4 separate regions of the Homo sapiens genome follow, and regions 2, 3 and 4 are each linked to region 1. The links are chromatin loops, found by intact Hi-C in ENCODE. Cell type or tissue: endothelial cell of umbilical vein. All regions are shown on one strand.

Region 1 (5,000 bases):
ACTATTCAAAGTTGTGGGAGAATTTTTAATTTGGTTCAGTCTTCCTTAATATGCTGCAGATACACAGATTTTAATCTTCTTTTATTAAAAATAAATCCGCCCTCCTCGCATGGGTCTCTTGTGTAAATATCTAATTAGGGCAAAAGCTTGGCCCAGCCCAACAGGGGTGTGTCAATGTCCCCCTCGATACACGCCGTTTGAAGGAAGAGACTTCAAAGAATTGCCCCCATCTTCTGAAGAATGTTAATTGGGCCAAACAATGTGCATGCATTATTTATAACTGCTCCTCCGGTTGTTTGGGAGAACATTTGACCCCAAATTGCAACTAAGGAGAGAACGCTCCATATTTTATAACTCAGAGAAGCTGCTTCACAACCTCCCTGGACACCCCAGCTGTGAGGGGACGCACCCTCTGCCAGTGCCTGGAGGGGACCTGTGGAGCTGGGGTCCCTGCCAAAGCCCTGGTCCTCATCAGACTTGTTAGGGTGGTGCATCTCCTGCTTTGCCAGCCAGTCTGGGACGGAGGATCAGAATCCTCATCTAGAACAGAGATGACCACGACCCAGAGAGGACAGGCAATTTGGCCTGAGGCACACTTCAAGAGAATGGCAGAGGTAGGGGCACATTGGGTCTTGTCTAATTCCGTGGTAGCCTCCTGCACGCACACATGCATGCATTCCACTACTTACTGGCACCTACTTGCATTCAAAGGTGAACACAACAAACACAGCCCTGCCTTCGGGAAACTCCCTCTACACACTGTCTTAGTCAGCCCAGCTGCCATAACAAAATATCTTAGACTGGGTAAACAACAGAAGCTCCTCACAGTTCTGAAAGCTGAGAAGTCCAGGATGAAGGTGCCAGCGGATGTGGTGTCTGGGGAGGGCCCTCTGCCTGTTCAAGACCTTTTTGCTGTGTCCTCAACAAATAGGTCCCCTGGAGCCTATTTTGTAAGGGCACTAATCCCATTCAAGAGGGCTCCACCTTCATGACCTAATCACCTCCCAAGGCCCCGCCTCCTCAACCCAGCACATTGGTGATCAGATTTCAGCATATAAATCTGGGGGGGGACACAGACATTCAGATCATAGCACATCCCTCCTCTGTCTACCATGTGACCGTTTAAAGGATTGCTTTTCTCAGCAGGTGCTGCCCCTTAAAGCTGCTGTCCATCAAACTCCTTTCTACTAGCAGCCCCCAGTGGCGCTCCAAGATAGGATTCTCCCTCCATTTCTAGATTATCCCAACAGGTTTCCTAACAGATCCCCCCAGCTATTTGTTTTGACCGCACACATTGAGAGCTGCAGGGCAACTTTATGTTTCCTCTACTCACGACTTCGGAGAACACTCTCTTTGCCACCCTCGACCCAGCTAACCGATGAGTTTCCATTTGGTAAGGCTACACACTTGAAGTAATACAGTTCCAGGGTTACGTTTTTCTTTACTGACACTCTGTTGGTAAACTACAGTCAACAGCATGTAATTATAGAAAATTATAATGCAGCACAGCAGTAACCCAAAAAGCTACCCTTTGGGAGTATTTTATTAAATAGACTCTTCTCTTTAATAGAAAATTCATGCCAATTTCATAACATGGCTTGCTCTCACAGTGGGAAGCACTACGGCGCTCATGAATTTTTAAAGAAATGCTGATTTTACTGACCAAGAGCCAGTAATAGAAATGTGTTTATTTGTTTAACAAATATTTACTGACTGTCTTCTGGATACAGAGCAGGGAAGGAGGCCTTGTTTAATTAACCAGATTCGACAACCTTGCTGCCTTCCAGGGATTTCTAGTCTAACTGGGAGACCACACTCCCCTGAAAAAGACTTCAGTGGGTTCAAGGTAGGGTTGTGGGGAGTGGCTGGTGCCAACCTTTTGAAAAATTACTGGAATCCTTGTATTTGACATAGGTGTCCTAGGTGCTGAATATGCCACCAGAGCTAGCCCCCACCTCTGCTCTTGTGAAGCTCCCAAGGACAGGAAATGATGCCTCGTCCATGCCTAGCAAGTAGCAGGTGCACCTTAATGACTCCTGAGCTGAGCAGAAACCCAGGCGTTCAACAGCACAGCTGTTAGGACAAAGCTGATGGCATGAGCCTCTCTCCCAAGGCTGGGTGGGTGCCTCGCTGCCATGGTGAGGAGCTTCATCTGGGGCTTCTCAGCAAAGCAAGGGTAGCAGGTGACACTGGATATTTACTAGCTCAGGCTCATGGGGAGGATGGGCCAGACCTCACAGGTGCAGGGCAAGGAGAAGTTTGGTTTATTGGCCAGGAAGTTGCTGGACTCTTGAGTGACCACAAGGTCAGATCTATCCTGGAGCATTTTATTGCCCTAAAATCACCCTTGAGTTGCAAAGGTGAGTTGCATTGGGAGGCTCCAGGAGGCGGCCAGCACTCTGAAAAGAGCCCCAACACAGGAGACAGGTGGACCTGGATTCACACCTGGGCTCACAATCTTGTCACTCTGAGCCAGGAGACAGGTGGACCTGGGTTCACACCCGGGCTCACAATCTTGTCACTCTGAGCCAGGAGACAGGTGGACCTGGGTTCACACCCAGGCTCACAATCTTGTCACTCTGAGCCAGGAGACAGGTGGACCTGGGTTCACACCTGGGCTGTCTATCTTGTCACCCTGGGCATGTCATCTGTCTCTTAGAGGTTTTTCCCTTCTCTGATCTTGGGACAGTTTCCGCCCTTAGGATGGGTGAGGACACAGGTGGACTCTCTGGCCCAGGTTCTGCTCTGAGCTGGTGGGAGGGGGACAGTGACAGCCACATTCCAGGTGTTTAGGCCACCGCCTGTGAACTGGCACGTGTGAGGCACCCACAGTTGCTGAGCTTGGCTGGGCACCAGCCATGGCACCCTCTTGGGGTGGAGGGGGGAGCCCCTAGGATGCTCACAGCCCAACAGGACAGATAGAGGAAGCATAGAGTGACAGGAGTGTCCTAAAAGGAATTTCTAGTGAAATGGTGTTATAACTTTGCATTTTATGGGCTCAACTTAGCACCTGAATTTGGAAGCATTAGGGATGGGGTCGGGCTACGGGGACGCTTCCGCGCATGCGCCAAGCTTGAAGCCCGGGTGCTATGCCAGAGGTGACCAGAAGGTGGCACCGTCGGGTAAGCCACAGGAACGTCTACCGCGCACCCGCCTGGTGCGCCCAGGCCACGCTCAGAACCTTCCTAACCCGCGCCTCCTCCGGGGTCCCCCAGTCACCTCAACCAGTATCCTTGCAGGATCACTCTAGAAACGTAACCACTTCACCAATGCCCAAACATTTGTTCTTAAATAGCTTTTCCTCTCCATTCACTCGCCGTGTTACAGTGATTAATTAGGAACTAGCATTCTAAGATTCATCTGAATTCCCAAAAGTCATCCTCACACCCATGTCCCAGCCTGGAATTTTACAATCTGTGGGTCTGTTATCTCTACCCCAGCCAAGAAATTTAACACCCAAATGGACTTTTCTTGCCTAGAATGACAGAGAGAATTACCCATTAAACCGCATGCCATGTTCAGGAAATTGGCTTTCTTCCCACGGAATCGATTCTTCCATAAATATTAAAATTAATTATTCTGGAGACTATAACTCAAAGTATGTACAAATGAAGTGTCATGCTTAGGACAGGGGTGGCAATTCAGGAAGACGGGTGGCTCCTGGGACACGAACCTTCTGCCTGCCTTCCGCTTAATGGATGGGTTACCAGCTGTTTAAGGAACCAGGGTTTAAGGCCGGGAGCAGTGGCTCACGCCTGTAATCCCAGCACTTTGGGAGGCCGAGGCAGGTGGATCACGAAGTCAGGAGATCAAGACCATCCTGGCTAACACGGTGAAACCCCATCTCGACTAAAAATACAAAAAATTAGCCGGGCGTGTCCGCGGGCACCTGTAGTCCCAGCTACTCAGGAGGCTGAGGCAGGAGAATGGTGTGAACCCGGGAGGCGGAGCTTGTAGTAAGCCAAGATCGCGCCACTGCCCTCACTGCCCTCCAGCCTGGGCGACAGAGCGAGACTCCATCTCAAAAGGAAAGAAAAGAAAAGAAAAGAAAAGAAAAGAAAAGAAAAGAAAAGAAAAGGAACAGGGTTTGACGGTTGTGGCTGGGGATCTAAAGTTGAGAGGAGAAGGAAGTAGGAGAGAGAAAAAGGCAGAGAGCACTGGGCTGGGAACCGCATGGTCTCTTCCCTGACCTGGTGGTGATGGGATCTGTGCCCCGGCAAAGGGAGGAGTTCTCATATTTCTCAGGCAAGAAAAAATTTCAATTCCCCAAGCCAAGCTATTCTCTGCTGTCTTTAGCAAAGGCTGGGCATACCTCAACCACCAGGCTTCAGAGTCCCTGGGCTCTGCCATTTTCTGTGTGTGGGCGCTCATGTACATTTGGCAACCTATAAAATGGGAAGTAATCTCTGGTGTGAGAACAGAGGGGCTACAAACCACCCCCACTCAGGTATCCAGGCTGGAAGGGCTGGGGACAAGTCGGCCTGGTTTACGGCCAGCAAAGGGCCTGGCACCCAGGGGCTGCCCAGAAGGACTTGAGGGATGAATAAGTGAGTGAGTGAATGAATGAATGAATGGCCCTCATCACTGTAAGATGTTCTATAAATAGGGTGACCACGTGCCCCTGTGAGTTCCAGACCATCTCAGCTCATGGTCATTGCTCAGTGCAATTATCAGTCTTGCCTGCTTTCTCTCATAAGGGTCAGGGCTTGGACGGTGACTCATATGTCCCCCTGACTCCTGGCCATGGAGGGGGGTGAGGCCACCACTCAGAAACAAGAGAGAAATGTTGTTGTCTTCATATGAAACGAGACTACAATTATGTGCTAAATAAATTTCCTCCATTTCATTGGTGATATTTAAACAATGAAGGAGCTGGGAAAGCCCAAGTTTTAAAACCTAAATGACTGAATTCTTTTCAGCATCTTTCAGGGCTGTCCTTTGCAGCACACGCACTGCAAAGAGCCTGGGCCACAAGTTCAGGACGACCCGAGCTCCAGTCC
Region 2 (5,000 bases), 140 kb after region 1:
CACTGTTCCCACAGGGGGAAGCTTCTCCTTTTCTTACTCAGTGTAGGGATATGGTGGAGCCTTCCAGGGTCCCCCAGAAGAGAGCGGGGGTCCCAGTAGGGGTCCCAGTCTTCAAGGCTGTTGCAATAGCAGAGACCACAGCCACAGGTGCCAGGCCTCAGGGTGTGCCTGCCCCAAACCCTGCAAACAGGAGATTGTGTTGAATCCTCACAGCAATATCCTGTGTTGTTTTATAGTTAACCCCATCTGATAGATGAGCCACTAAGGCTTAGGTTGGCAAAGTGGCGTCCCCACCATGCCACAACCAAGGAGAGGCTGAGCAGATATTCTGATGCAGATTTACCCGCCAACGTCTCCTCGAGGCACACCTGGGACCTATAGCATGGCAGCGGCCCTGCGTGTGTATAAAAGGGTTGCACAAAGTCCAAAGTGCACTTCCCAGTAGTAGACCTTGGCCTCCCTCTGCTGGCCCCAGGCCCGTCTCATTTTGAGTAACCCAGTGTGCAGGACTCTTGTGGTATATACACTGGGAAACATTGACCTTTTGACTACAAATGTAACCATTTTCACTGGACACTACATGCTGACCAGTATCTTTCCTGTCTTCCTAAATAGGTTCTGGTCTTAAGATCAATGAACCTTTTTCTTCCCCCAAGCTAGCAGATGGGAGGCATTGTTAGTTAGCCTGCCTCTCCCACTTGGAAAGACGAAATAGTGTATAGAGAGTCACACTGTGAACTTTTCTCCAAGAGCAACACAGGAACTTAACAGAAAGGGAAAGAAACCATAGTCCCTTTGAAAGAAGTGGCGGGCAGCAGCCTATACCGCGAAGCAGATGGAAGACTTTGAGTCTCTAGAGCGTGAGGGGAGACACAGCTGCCAAGACGCTCACTCCCACAGGGGAGCTGCAACCCTCAGAAGCCCATGACCCTGCCCAGCACTGGAGCCGAGTTAGTGAGTGGTGGGGAGAACAGAGGGAGGAGCAGCATCGGGACAGGCTCTGTGGGCACTCCCAGGCTCCAGCGGTGATGGAGCGAAGCCATTCCTGATCCCATCCCACAGGGGCCCTTGTGGAAGTCTGCCAGCCGACTCAGGCGGTGGTCACAGGGTGAGAGAAGCTCCCAACTGAGTTTTGCCACATAATCTCGAGAGGGGACGAACCCTATTGGCTTGAACCCAGGGGCAACTGGGAAGTGTGCTATGGCCACGAGTGCAGGAGCTGGCACCCCTGCTTCCCGGGTGGACCTGGAGGGCCGAAGCATGAAAGCCAGGTTTCTGTCTCTATCAGGAAGACTCATGGCCTGGGCGGTTTTGAGTTCTGAGAGCAGGCTGCCTGGAACCCAGCTCGCTGCTGTTGGCTGAACCCTGCGGGTGTGAGGCCTTCCTTGCCAAGTGCGTGGGAGCTGAGTGGGACTGACTGCCGCCTGTTACTCCTCACTCCCCATGCGGATTCTTTTGTGCAGCAGCGGCAGCTACACTCATCTCTGGAACATTATCCCAGCAGCCAGAGAACTGCCCTCCAATCCCCCGCTGAGGACACTGCTTGCCCCTGCATGTAGGGAGCCAGGGCGTGGACTTACCTGATCTAGCCTGACCCGCTTTGCCCCTTCACTTGCCCTGGTAAACACAAGGGACAGGGACGTTTGGGAACTCCAGGACCCCGCCCATTGCCTGAGACTCCAGAGTACCTCCCCTGGGTAACATGAGGCAAGCACCAACCCCATCACTACCACCTCAGCTGGTGATCTTTTGCGAGTGCCACCTCCTGGCTGGTGGCCAGCTGCCACCATCCATTGCAGCATCTGCAGGCACAATAACACATTACTCAGGAAGAAGAAAACCTCTGTGCAACCTCGCCTACTGACATTGCCTGCATCACCCTGGCTAACCAGATGTTGAGTCTTTCCATATGGAAAGTACGTTTCCATATACCTAGTACGTTACTACTATTGTTGGCTTTGAGAAAGCCAACATGCTAAGGCTATTTACAACCAAGAAAATCTCAGTCTATGTCTCTCCCCTGCCACTGCTGGGAGACTGGACAAGTTACATCATTGGATCCCTTGTAGATATCCCTAGCACCAGCCTGGAATGTGGCAGCCCGACTGGGTGGCTAGACCCAGAGGAGCAGCAGCATTCACAGTAGTCTGGCCTTCAGGGGCTGCTACTCCTAGGGGAAGTGAGAATGCACACATTAAGGGAGGACCCTATGAGACAAAGGAATTCAGAAGGCAGGCCTTGAGTGCTAGAACTTTCCACGGGTGGGAAGTTTCTTTCAGCAGAGGCACAGGTGCAGTGCTCGGTTCGGTGGGGAAAGTCTGTTGCTCTACCCAAGTAGTCAGGCAGCCCTGATACTTGTGAATGGTCTTGGAGAAGGGGACTTCTTCCATCCCTTGACCACCACTGCAGAGGTAGCGGGGGCTTCTCCCATAGGAGCTTGGTGTGGGTGCATTAGTAGGCACCCTTTCTGGAACACTCTAGGGTGACTGCATCCCCACAGCATTCCCTTCCAGGTTCAGGCTTGCATGAGAGAGAGAGAGAGAGAGAGAGAGAGAGAGAGAGAGAGAGAGAGATTCACAACCCCTTTCTACATGAAACATCAGTATTCCTGATGAATAAGAGCTGCCTGTCTGATCTAACAGCTGGAATACCAGGTCAGGAGTGGGCTGGGAGGTGGATTACTTTCCTTCTGGCCTGGAAGGAGAACTGTGGTGGATCCCTCACCTCCCCCTGAAAAGAACTCAGTGCATTTTACTGACAGCTTCCTCAGTCACCTCTGTCAAAGCTGGGACCTCCACCCACCACTGGGATATCGCTTTTACCCACCTGCTTTAGCTGCAGCCATTTTCTTTTTAACCCATTGGCACCTCCTACTGGCCCGAAGCCTGAACTGTTCAACCTAGTGAATAAAATACTGGGGAATTTTTCTTTTTAAGTGCACATCACTGGGAAATGAGATATTCATGAGACCACGGCCATTCCAGCCCCACATGAGACAGTGAATCTGCTTACACACACAACACATTTTTAGTACATCCAGCATCTGAGAAATCCATCACACAAAGATTCTCCATAACCAAGGAACTCAGAGTCTTTGCCACTGAAAGTATGCAGAGCTGAAGCTAGGTGACAATGAACTATAAACATTAAAGTCACATCCTCACGGGGAAATGTTTTAAAACCAGTCAAATAAAAATTAATTTAAAAATCATAAGAAGAAAGAGTCTACCCAAATGAGAGTAAATCAGAAAGATAATTCTGGTGATATGAAAAAACAGGTTCTAAAAACACCCACAAAAGATTACACTAACTCTCCAGCAGTGAGTCTAAGTCAAGATGAAATCTTTGAGATACCAGATAAAGAATTCAAAAGGTAAATTATTAAGTTACTAAAGGAGAGACAAGAGAAAGGTGAAAACCAACATAAAGAAATATTAAAAACAATTCAGGACATGAGTGAAAAACTTTCTAAGGAGAGGCATATTTTAAAGAAAAAACAATCAGAACTTCTGGAAATGAAAGACATATCTGGGGAACTACAAATACTGTGGAAAGTTTTAGCAATAGACTAGACCAAGTAGAAGAAAGAATTTCAGAGCTCAAAGACAAGGCTTTCAAATTAACCTAATCAGACAAAAATAAAGGAAAAAAAGAATTAAAAAAAATAAACGAAGTTTCCAAGAAATATGGGAAAACAGCTAAACCTAAGAATTATAGGCATCCCTGAGGTAGAAGAAAAAGCAACAAGTAGGGAAAACCTATTTGAGTAAGTAATTGAGGAAAACTTCCCTAGCCTTTCTAGAGATTTAGACATGCAAATACATGTCTAAGAAGCTCAAAGAACTCCTGGGAGACTCATTGCAAAAAGGACATCACCAAGGCATATAATCATCAGGCTATCTAAAGTCAATGTAGAGGAAAAAATTCTAAGAGCAGTCAGACAAAAGCACCAGGTAACCTACAAAGGAAAACCTATCAGACTAACAGCAGACTTCTCAGCAGAAACATTACATGACAGAATGCAATGGAGTCCCATCTTTAGTCTCCTCCAAACAGAATAATTGTCAGTCAAGAATTTTGTATCCAGCAAAGCTAAGTTTCATAAATAAAGGAGAAATAAAATCTTTCTCAGACAAGCAAATTCTGAGGGAATTTGTTAATATTAAACCAGTCCTGAAAGAAATGTGAAAAGGAGTTCTAAATCTTGAAACTAAAGGTTGATACACACAGAACAGAAACTCCTGAGAGCATAGAATTTACAGGGTTTATAAAACAATAACACAACGGAGAAAAAAAAGTTACTAGGTAACAATCAATACAATGACTGAAACAGTAACCTACATCACAATGTTAATGTTGAATATAAATGACCTAGATTCTCCACTTAAAAGATACAGATTGGCAGAATGGATAAAAAATTACAAACCAAATATCTGCTGTCTTCAAGAGACACAACTAACATGTGAGGGTTCATATAGACTCAAGGTAAAGGGGTGGGAAAGGATATTTTGTGCAATTGGAAAACAAAATGAGCAGGAATAGCTATTCTTATATCAGATAAAACAGGCTTTAAAGCAACAACAGTAAAAACAGACAAGGAATGACATTATATAATGATAAAAGGACCAATTCAATCAGAAGACATAACAATCCTAAATATATATGCATTTTTACATATAATAAAATCTGAGCTCTCAGATTCATAAAAATATTACCATTAGACCTAAGAAAAGAGATAGACAGTAACATAATAATAGTGGGGGACTTCAACACTCCACAGATAGCACTAGACAAATCATCCACACTCCTCCAAGTATGGGGTGGTGATGTCCCCAGTGACAAGTTGTGCAGTTTGATGCCAATGCCTTGATACTGTGGTAAGGTCAACCCATCTCACCCACCATTGCTTTTCCACCATCTGTTCAAGTATCCCCAAAGAAAAAAGGAAATAACATCTAAGTATTGTGATGAAAATAGTTTTGATCTTGCAAACCTCACAG
Region 3 (5,000 bases), 57 kb before region 1:
CTGCCAGGTCCTCCTTCCCTCTCCCATGACCTGGGTGGCAGACCAGTGTCCTGACTCTACCCTAGGCCCATTTCTTGTCCTCCTCAAGGCCACAGCCTTTTCCTAGGTGGTCTCAGCTGAGTTCACCTGCATGGCCTCGGCTGGGTGGCTCAGGCCCCTCTGTGTAAGGGGGAGGCGGGCCTCTGCCCAGGCTTGGGGAGACAAGGAATGAGACAAGGAATCCCAAGTCGTGCCTGCCGCAAATCTCCAGCTTCTGTGAAGCCCTCCCCTGAAATCAGCCTCGGCTGCCCTCCCGCATCTGCAAGCTCATATCCGAAGCAGCTTGCCTGAGACCCATGCAGGACTGTCTGGGTCAGCTGGTGCTTCACAGGTGTCTTTTCTACCTGACATTTGGTACAGCACACAGGAGCCCTTAGCCTGAGGCCAGAGGACACCCTGCTTTTGACCCTGGTGCACAGGGGTAAGCGGTCAATGGCTTCTCCAGGATGAAAGCCTCCGGCACCAGCCCCGCCCCAGCCCTGCCCAAGCCACGCCACGGGTGCCTTACACGGGATGATCTGGATGACCCTGGCCTTCTTCATGTTTGCCGGCAAGTTGCCCGTCCTCATGTTCTCCTTCATGATCCGGACATTTGTCAATTTCTGCAGCAGAGAAGGATATAATGACACAGTTAAACCTCTGACACTCCTGAGCACATTGCTCAGCCGAGGACTAGTGCTGCTGGCAAGGACGCCTGCTCAAAGGAAACCACTCTCCAACCCAGGAAGCCTCCTTAGCATTGGGAAATACAAATGTGTGCCTAGTAGGGCTGCTATGAGGCTCTGAAAGCCACCTGATCCTTCTTCCCTTGTAAATCATGGCTCAGGTATTGCCCCTGCTTTTTCTGAGGTCAGTTAAGGGGCAAGTGATTGAAAGAGGCTTCCTTTAAATGGTCACCTGTTTTCCTCGTGCCCTTGGCTGCTTACACCAGGATGGAGAGGAGGGTCAGCTGTACTCACCCTGAACTCCTCCTCCAGCCCGATCTTGTCGAAGTGGGTGGTGGTGCCGTGCATGGTCTGCAGGTGCTTCTCCAGGGAGGACACGTCCAGCTCTGTGTCCCCGTAGAGGTAGTACTCGAGTAAGGCTTGGTAGATGAACGTGTACTGCATCTGCAGAGAGGCCAGGGGTGCCCACACCCTCAACTCTGCCCTGCAGTCTTGGCCCACGTGGAGCTTGGCAGACCAAAGAGGGCGGCTTTCTTCTTTTTCTCTTTTTGCCAACACAAGGAGGTGTGAGGCAAGAGTCAGAGTACCGGCCACGGATAACGACCATTTATGCCCTTGAGTAAGGAGAACGGTAGCAGCAGAGCCTCACATTGGTGAGCACGCCACGCACTGTGTACATGCACCGTTTGGGGGAGTAGGATTGCCCCATCTCACATGAGGATACGAGGGAAAGATGAGGACGAGGGAGTCCCTGAGGTCCCACGCGTGGGCAGGGAAGGCTATGGGGAGCGAAGCCAGGCCAGGCCCAGGCTGGTTGCCACGTGCCCATCAGAGCCAGGGCCCTGCACACCTGTGTGGCGAAGGCATCGGGTTTGCTTTGGGAAGCTAGATCAGGGCAAGAGGAAGGCATGACTCACATCCGTTTGAACCATCTGAGGGCGCTGATTACGGATTCGAGACACAAATTCAAACACATCCACCTTCTGCTCCGCGTGCATCATGGCCATCATGGCATCGATCACAATGAAGGTGCCCGTCCGGCCCACGCCCGCGCTTTGGGGAAAGAGAAAGATGCTGCGTCGTGAGTCACACTCCTCCCGAAGTAAATGAAAGGCCCCGAAGGGGCCTGCGCACCCAGGTCACTGGATGCAACTTTTTGTTTTTTTGGTTAATTAGGAGCAAAGCTACAGTGCAGCCACCAGAGGGAGCTGTGGTCTCAGTAAAGTGATCTCAGGCCGGTCCTCTGATAGCCACCGACACTCTACTAAGAGGCACATTAACAGCTGGTGCAGTAAGCCTCGGATTAGGCTGTGTGGAGAATTTTTCTCACTTACCAAACAGTGTCTTCTTCTTATATGTGTGATTGGCATCCTAGATCTGTCCCCCTGGGAGCAGAGGGACCTCAGATCAACTATGCAACAGCTCTGGTATCCAGCCTCCCTCTCTGTCAAACTGGGCAAACCAAGTCATCTGACTCGGGGCATTAAGTGAGGTGGCATCTGTCAGATTACTGTTATCTGACCCTGCAAATTCTTCCCAGTATGAGCTACACTGGAGGGTGGGTGGGGTGGGGTCCAGCCTCTGCTTGGCCCCAGCAAGCGAGTGTTGCTCAGACTTGGGGAAAGCCCGTTCTTCGGGGGTTCCTGGACGGCTTCTCGTGAACACCTGCATGACAGGTGCAGAGCGCCTGCATCACTGCGTGCAGGTGGCTTTTGTCCCTGGCAGTGCTGTGATACTCAGAATGAACCTGTCTGTAACAGATGGAAACTTAGTATCTAATCAAAGTGATACCCTGGTGAGGCCAATCACTGCCAGGAACAAGTGGGGCTCTCTGTGGACAGGGGGTTGTGGGGTGGCCTTGGCTGTACATTTGAGTAATTCTTCATGTTGTGCAAAGCCCACCCAGATGCCAGTCACAGGCTCCGCCGAGGCTGTCCTTCCCATCACAGGTGAGGAAACCGAGGCTGAAGTGGCAGCTGGCGAGGGGCAGCCTGGTCCTCGGACCCTGGTCTCCAGGACAGCGTGTTCTGGAAGACTCTGCTGTGGGGGCCCATCTGAGCATGGTGTGCTCTTCCATAACGACTTGTGTGTTGTTGGGGGGCTTCCTGTAGAAACCAGGGGGCTTTCTCTCATTTCCATCTTGGTTCCCAGAGGTGACTTGGGATTCCCGGGGAGAGGTGAGGGCGGCCAAGCAGACCTGCCCAGAACTCCATTCCCACCATCAACCGGAGCCTCCTGGCTTTGGTGGGTTTTATCGACTGGGATGAAGAGGGGGCTCTCTGAACATTCTCCTGTAGGGTTCTTGGGGCCTGGCTCAGTCACTGACATTTGTGTTCACATCAGCCCTGCCCAAACCTCTGCCCACCCTGATATTGGTCCCCTGGCATTGCCCATGAGGATGAGTCATCCCACTGTGGCCTGCCCTTGAGGGTCCCGCCCCGTGGCCCCCACAGCGTACCTACAGTGGACCACGATGGGCCCAGCGTGCACGGGGTTGAGCGTCTTTACTTTCTTGAGGAACTTCAGCATCCCAATGGGGGTAAAAGGCACTCCGAAGTCGGGCCAGCTGGTGAAGTGCAGCTGTGAGACCAGCCTGGGGGCTTTGCAGCCGTCGGGGAGCTGCTGCGGGGGACGCGGGGAGACAAGAGTGGGTGAAACAATCCTCCCCCTGCTCCCCCAGCATCTCATTCTGAGGACGCCGCCGTGGGCTCCCCTGTGCTGGGGCTGCGTAGGGGAGGGGCCCATCCACAGAGGGCCTGCCTGAGCCAGACAGCCTGGACCTTACCCCTGCCGACTCTGAACATGTGCTGCTTTTGGGGCCACAGAACAGGGCCCGCAGCAACCGTCTATGCCCAGGTCAGGCAGGGCCCAAGCAGCCAGACACATCCCCAAAGTTGGTCTGTGTGCTCACAGACCCCCGTGCAAGCAGGGCGGCCATGGCCCATCTTGCCTGGACAGTCCCACCTCAGGCCGGTGGTGCTGAGTAATCACCAACAGCACATCCTTCCTTGGGCAAAGCTGTCTTACATTTGGGAGGACAGATGATGCAGTCGGCCTGCTCTTTGGAGTCTCCCAGACCTGCCCTCAGAGCCTCTCTCAGCTTTTGGACCCAGAGCCCATGAGTTTAATTCCCTTGCCCAGATCACGGAAGGTGATACACAGCGTATTTGGAAGTAGATGTGTGTGCATGTGTGTGCACATGTATGCATGTGTATGTGTGCATGTGTGCGCATGTATGTGTGGGTGAATGTGTGTATGTGCGCACGTGTGAATGTGTGCACATGTATGCATGTGTGTGCATGTGTGAATGTGGGTGCGTACACGTGTGCACCCATGTGCGTGTATGTGTGTGTGCACATGTGTGAATGTGTGCATGTGTGCACGTGTGCGTGTGTGAATGTGTGTGGATGTATGTGTGTGCACATGTGTGAATGTGCATGTGTGCATCTGTGCGTGTGTGGGTGCGTGTGTGTGCACATGTATGCATGTGCATGAATGTGTGTGCGTGTGTGCATGTGTGTGCATGTGAATGTGTGTGGGTGTATGTGTGTGCACATGTGTGAATGTGTGCATGTGTGCATGTGAGTGGGGTGTGTGTGCACATGTGTGTGTGAACGTGCATGCATTGTACGGTTGTGTGCGTGTGTGTGCATGTGTGTGCCTGTGTGTGGGTGTACGTGTGCATGTGCATGCATGTGTGTGGGAGTATGTGCATGTGCGTGCCTGTGTGTGGGTAGGTGTACGTGTGTGTGCCTGTGTGTGGGTGTGTGTGCATGTGTATGCCTGTGTGTGGGTGTATGTGCATGTGTGCATGTGTGTGCCTGTGTGTGGGAGTATGTGTGTGCGTGTGCATGTGAGTGCCTGTGTGCGCCTGTGTGCACATTTCTGGGAGAGATGCCAGCAGGGGATAGGATAAGAATAATCAGCTCATCCTTTTCCTTTTTTGCTGTGGCTTCTTGGAACCTCAGACACTTATTTTGTGACCTAATTATGCCAATGACTGTATCTTTAAATCCTGACAAAATGGTCTTCTGTCTTTTCTCTATGGTTTTAAACTTTCTTCTATATCTTGATTTCATCTGCTTTGCATACACATATTTTTACTGATCTCTCTCTTAAACCTTTTGGGGTGGTGGAACTAGCAGAACCCAAGTGTGGAAAATAACGAGGAGGTTTCAGACAGAATTCGGAAAGTGTTAGAAAAAAACCCCACCTCCCAGTCAGTGTGTGAAATGTCACTGTGCTACTGAGGGAGGACCTCACCCCCAGGCCCCTCCAATGACTGGTCTTCCTCCT
Region 4 (5,000 bases), 140 kb before region 1:
CAAATGATCAGGAAGCACTGGACAGCAGAGGAAAGGAAACCACGTGGAAGACAGTGACCAAAACAGATGGACAGAAACATGCAACTCAAGGCAAACGGAAACTGTATATGGAAAAGGAAAAAAAATCATTAATATCCACAGAGAGCTGGGAGCAGATACTAAAACCATACAACAAGGACAGAGATTCATCAAAAGGAATATTTAGAGAGCAAAAAAGTATTCCTGAGAATTAAAAATACTATAACAAAGGTTAAAAAATTAACAAAAAGATTGGAACAAAAAAAAAAATCAAGGCGATCTCCCAGACACCCAAAAGAAAAAGAAATTGATAATAGGAAAGAAAGGACAAGCAAATGAAAGATTCAGCCCAGGAAGTCAAATATCCAAATCACAGGAGTGTCCAGAAAGAAAGAGTAGTGAAGACCAAGGGGAGGAAATTAACTCATAAAATCATCCTAGAAAACACCCCAGATCATGAAATTCTAGCTTAAAGGGCCTCACAAGCAGCCTGAATGCAACTGATGAAAGTAGGCCCATGGAAATGCACACTATGGTGAAAACTCAGAGCTCTCAGAACAAGCAGACGACCCCTCCAATTTCCAGAGAGGAAAAAGGCAAACGAAAAACAGGCCACAGGTGAGGATCAGGGATCAGGGATCAGGCTGGCTTCAGGCCTCTTGACAACAAAACCAGGAGCCAAAAAACAAGGGACTGAAGCCTCCGAAATTCTAAAGGAAAATCAAGAACAGAGCAGGTGTAAAGTAGAATAATAGCATTTTCCGACAAGCAGGTTTTTTGTTTGTTTGTTTGTTTGTTTGTTTTTAGGAGGAGTTTCACTCTTGTTGCCCAGGCTGGAGTATAATGGCGTGATCTCGACTCACTGCAATCTCCACCTAATAGGTTCAAGCAATTCTCCTGCCTCAGCCTCCTGAGTTGCTGGGATCACAGGCGCCCACTACCATGACCAGCTAATTTTTTGTATTTTTAGTAGAGACAGGGTCTCGCCATATTGGCCAGGCTGGTCTCAAACTCCCAACCTCAGGTGATCCGCCTGCCTCAGCCTCCCAAAGTGCTGGGATTACAGGCGTGAGCCACCGCACCCGGCCCAGACACGCATGTTCTTTAAACTCCTTCCCATGCACTGCTTCTTAGGAGATGGCCAGTGGGGGTGCTCAATAGCAAACCAAGAAAGAAGAACATTTCTCAGGAATGCAGGCCCTCTAGGGTCAAGCACCAGGAAGAGAAGAGAATCCCAGGGCAATGGTCGGGAGAAGCCAGGCCCCATGAGGCACAGGCTCTGGGAAGTAAAGGGTGCAGGCCGGATGCCCCGTCAGAAGCTCTGGGAGAGGCTTCCTCAAGTAGACATCTGGAAGGTCAAGACAAATGACTCTGTGATGAATGCATAAAACTGAGCAACGGGAAAAAAAAATTAAAGAAAATTGACTCCAGGAAAAAAAAATAAATGTTCAATCAAGTAAATGGTAACCATCATTTACTACATGGCTTAGCTTCAAACAGCATTTACATAGCTGTAATAATGTACACTGTTGTAGTCAAAATCACAATATAAGTACATGAGAAGCATGCATGGATAGGAAAGGCATGAGTGGGGGTTGCGGGCGGTGACAGGGAAGAACCCGGTGTGCTTTATCATCTCCCCAGTGGGAAGGGTGCTCAACCATGAGACAGCAAGAAGGACTGCACCAACACAGAATCCGTCGCTGCACCGCTGGTTAGCTAAAAGGATCCAAAGCAGTTGCCTCCTGGGAAAGGAATAACAGCAGGTGGGCCGAACAGGGTTGCTCTGAGTTACGGGGGTGTGTGATTTGTAACAAGCCTTCTAAACCTATTTTGTTTTTTAAATCAGGTGTAAGTACAGCTTTGATTTTAAAAGAAAACAAAAGTTAAACTGTTGCTCCATGAACTCTTAGTTGGGTAACCACCAGCAAGGGGATCTTTATGATACTGATTATAGACGTCTAGGAAGGAATGTTCCTTAGTTTTTAGTTTTTTGTGTTTTGGTGGGGGAGAACTTTTAAGTTCAGGGGTACAAGCACAGGTTTGCTATATAGGGAAATTTGTGTCATGGGAGTTCCATCTCCGAGGGGTGGTGGCGGAGCTCCCTAGGCGGCTGTGGACAGCGGGCGCCCCCCGGGACGCGCAGGGCCACGCGCTCGAGGCCCCTCCGTGCGCCCCGCAGGCTACGTGCCCCTGGACAACTCCAGCTGCCCGGTTCATCCTTTTCAGCACGCTGCCTGAGATCAAACGGACCAGAGATGAATGCCTAAAACACAGAGTGGCTGATTGGGCAGATATGTCTTAAGTTTCCAAATTAATAAATATATCGTTGTAGGCTAAAGTTTCCAAATAATAACAATACTAACAATAGTAAGCTAATAGAAAGGAATGGCTCAACAGGGTAACGCCGGCCCACTGGCGTCCAGAAACAGTTGAAAGGCGTTTGTCCCACAACGTTTGGTAAGCGAACGCTGCACCGCGCACTCGCTGGTTCTGGGCTCCCAGGTGACCGCTGTTTCCGTTCCCACCAATCCCGTCCCGCTGCGCCTCGCCTGTGTCCGCTGCGAGTGGGATTCGCCATTCCCAGACTCCAGGTAGCCAGGAACGCGCCGCGCGGGCCGCGTCCCCATCCCCTCGGGCCCGCGCATCCTTGGGAAACGGCCTCGGGAGCGCGCTGTGGGGGGTGCAGGGTGGAGTCCCTTCCCCTCCCCCTTCCGAGGACGCAAGGGCGCGGGGGCCCTGATCCGCCGCCAGGTGGCGCTACGGGCCCAGCCACCGCGCTCCAGGGCCGCGTGGGCTCCGCTCCTGTGACCGACGTGCGGGGGCGCTGCGGGGCGCCGGCTGGTGTCGCGGGCCGGGGACACAGGCTGGGGGCGCTGCAGGTGGGGCGGGCTGGGGGCGCTGCGGGGGGCGCTGCGGGGGGCGCTGCGAGGAGGCGGGCTGGGGGCACTGCGGAGGGGGCGCTGCGGAGGGGGCACTGCGGGAACCCGGGCAGGGGGCGCGGGCTGGGGTGCGGGCGGGAACGCGGGCTGTGGGCGCTTCGGAGGGGGCGCTTCGGAAGGGGCGCTGCGGGGACGCGGGCTGGGGCCGCTGCGGAGGGGCCGCTGCGCAGGGGGCGCGGGCGCCCGAGCCTCCTCTGTGGGCTCCGTCGGCGGCAGCTGACGGTGGAGTCTGGGCCTGCGAAGGTGACCTGATCCTTTGCTCTTTCAAGAGAAGCCAGAAAGCTAGATTTTTGTTTGAAATGTTGGCAATTGATGTACTTTAAATGTTAAGGGAAGTTCCTTTTCTGAGAGGGGTCGGACGGCTGTCACCGGACGCGGGGTCGTCCTGACTGTGCGGGAAGCCGGCGGCGGGTGACACTACAATGCTGAGGCCGCCCAGAGCCAGAGGCCTTGAAGCTGTCGGGACCCAGGAACTCCCCAGGACGGGGTCCCCAGACGTAGGGCGCGCCCCGGCACCAGGGCCTGGCACCTCTCCCTGCCAGCTCCACCCCTGTCACGGAACCCCATGCCCGCCACGACTGACTTCCTAATGTTCTTCATGGCTGAAACACTTAATTGTAAAACCTTGTTCTCGTGCAAAATTTTAACCATACACAGAAGTAGAAAGAATCACAAACTGGCCGGGCGTGGTGGCTCATGCCTGTAATTCAGCACTTTGGAAGGCGGAGGCGGGCGGTTTACTTGAGGTGGAAAGTTCGAGACCAGCCAACATGGTGAAACCCTGTCTCTACTAAAAATACAAAAATTAGCTGGGCGTGGTGGCACGGTCCTGCAATCACAGCTACTGGGGAGGCAGAGGCAGGAGAATCCTTGAACCCAGGAGGCGGAGGTTGCCGTGAGCCGAGATCGCGTCACTGCACTCCAGCCTGGGCCACAGAGAGAGACTCCATCTCAAAAAAAGAAAAGAAAATACACAAACCCCGTGTACCCATCACCTAGCTTCAGAGATTGATGTTCATAGCTAGGTGTCACCTATTAATCCCCACCCCCAGGACACTTAACCACACTGTACCCCACCCCTGTGGGGTTATTTTGGAGCAAATGTGAGAAATCATCTCTCTTTCTCCATAAATATTCCAGGGTGTGTCACTAACAGTTAAAGACTCTTTTTAATATAACAATGCCATTGCCACACTAATAATAAAATCATCACACCAAAAAGTATTTCCTGGATGCCATCAAATTTCAATGTTCAAATTTCTCCAACTGCTTCATAAAAGTGTAGTTAAGAGTTGTAACAGTTGATTTTTCCAATTCAGGTCCCAATAAGCCCCATGAATTGTATCTGGTTGGTTTGTTTTTTTTTTTTTTTTTTTTTGAGACGGAGTCTCGCTCTGTCGCCCAGGCCGTACTGCGGACTGCAGTGGCGCAATCTCGGCTCACTGCAAGCTCCGCTTCCCGGGTTCACGCCATTCTCCTGCCTCAGCCTCCCGAGTAGCTGGGACTACAGGCGCCCGCCACCGCGCCCGGCTAATTTTTTGTATTTTTAGTAGAGACGGGGTTTCACCTTGTTAGCCAGGATGGTCTCGATCTCCTGACCTCATGATCCACCCGCCTCGGCCTCCCAAAGTGCTGGGATTACAGGCGTGAGCCACCGCGCCCGGCCCGGTTGGTTTTTAAAGTTTCTTTAATTAAGGTAAAAAATGTATGCATAGTAAAATGAACAGACCTTAAGTGTAGAGTTCTGAGAGTTTTGGCAAATGTGAACCACCTGTGTGATCCACACATCAATCAAAATATGAAAGTTTCTATTACCTCTGAAAATTCCCTCCCCTCTCCCCATGAACCCAGCCCAGAGGAAACCGCTGATCTGGTTTCCATTATCATAGAATACTTTTGCTGTTTTGGAAATTCACATAAATAAAATTAAACAATATATTGTTTTATCTGCCACATTTCTTTCACCCCATATAATGTTTTTGAGATTCATCCACAGCGTTGCACATACCAATATTATGTGTATGTTCATTCCTTTGTAGT

What was found. Peaks named below come from ENCODE experiments on the same cell type or tissue, not always from the same donor. Only the 100,000 strongest peaks of a DNase experiment are listed, where the experiment ranks them.
Region 2: a loop joins it to region 1, with 11 times the contacts of the local background. A loop is called at or near these places in 7 of 110 quality-filtered maps.
Region 3: a loop joins it to region 1, with 8 times the contacts of the local background. A loop is called at or near these places in 55 of 110 quality-filtered maps.
Region 4: it touches region 1 in a loop (4-fold over the local background); 3 of 110 quality-filtered maps call a loop at or near these places.

What each region holds. Positions count from the first base shown.
Region 1 is chr10:128,009,624-128,014,623 of GRCh38, reverse strand. All of the region lies in intron 2 of PTPRE (protein tyrosine phosphatase receptor type E), which reads right to left. Among named protein-coding and RNA genes, the nearest start is that of AS-PTPRE, 50 kb to the left of the region's middle. In endothelial cell of umbilical vein, a CTCF peak has its summit at 3,105 (motif pointing right); DNase peaks (open chromatin) are centred at 773, 3,093 and 4,713; H3K27ac peaks cover 948 bases.
Region 2 is chr10:127,868,529-127,873,528 of GRCh38, reverse strand. It overlaps the pseudogene BUB1P1. Among named protein-coding and RNA genes, the nearest start is that of CLRN3, 22 kb to the left of the region's middle. In endothelial cell of umbilical vein, CTCF peaks have their summits at 447 (motif pointing left) and 2,895 (motif pointing left); a DNase peak (open chromatin) is centred at 2,848; H3K27me3 peaks cover 431 bases.
Region 3 is chr10:128,066,449-128,071,448 of GRCh38, reverse strand. PTPRE (protein tyrosine phosphatase receptor type E) reads right to left here. Exons shown (of 21, transcript NM_006504.6): 12 at 3,163-3,326; 13 at 1,622-1,757; 14 at 999-1,148; 15 at 548-641. Among named protein-coding and RNA genes, the nearest start is that of AS-PTPRE, 6.5 kb to the right of the region's middle. RefSeq lists a silencer at 1,913-2,110. In endothelial cell of umbilical vein, a CTCF peak has its summit at 1,900 (motif pointing right); a DNase peak (open chromatin) is centred at 1,928.
Region 4 is chr10:128,147,937-128,152,936 of GRCh38, reverse strand. No RefSeq gene overlaps it. Among named protein-coding and RNA genes, the nearest start is that of MKI67, 24 kb to the right of the region's middle. RefSeq lists a silencer at 2,498-2,937. In endothelial cell of umbilical vein, a CTCF peak has its summit at 2,741 (motif pointing right); a DNase peak (open chromatin) is centred at 2,766; H3K4me3 peaks cover 465 bases; H3K27me3 peaks cover 205 bases.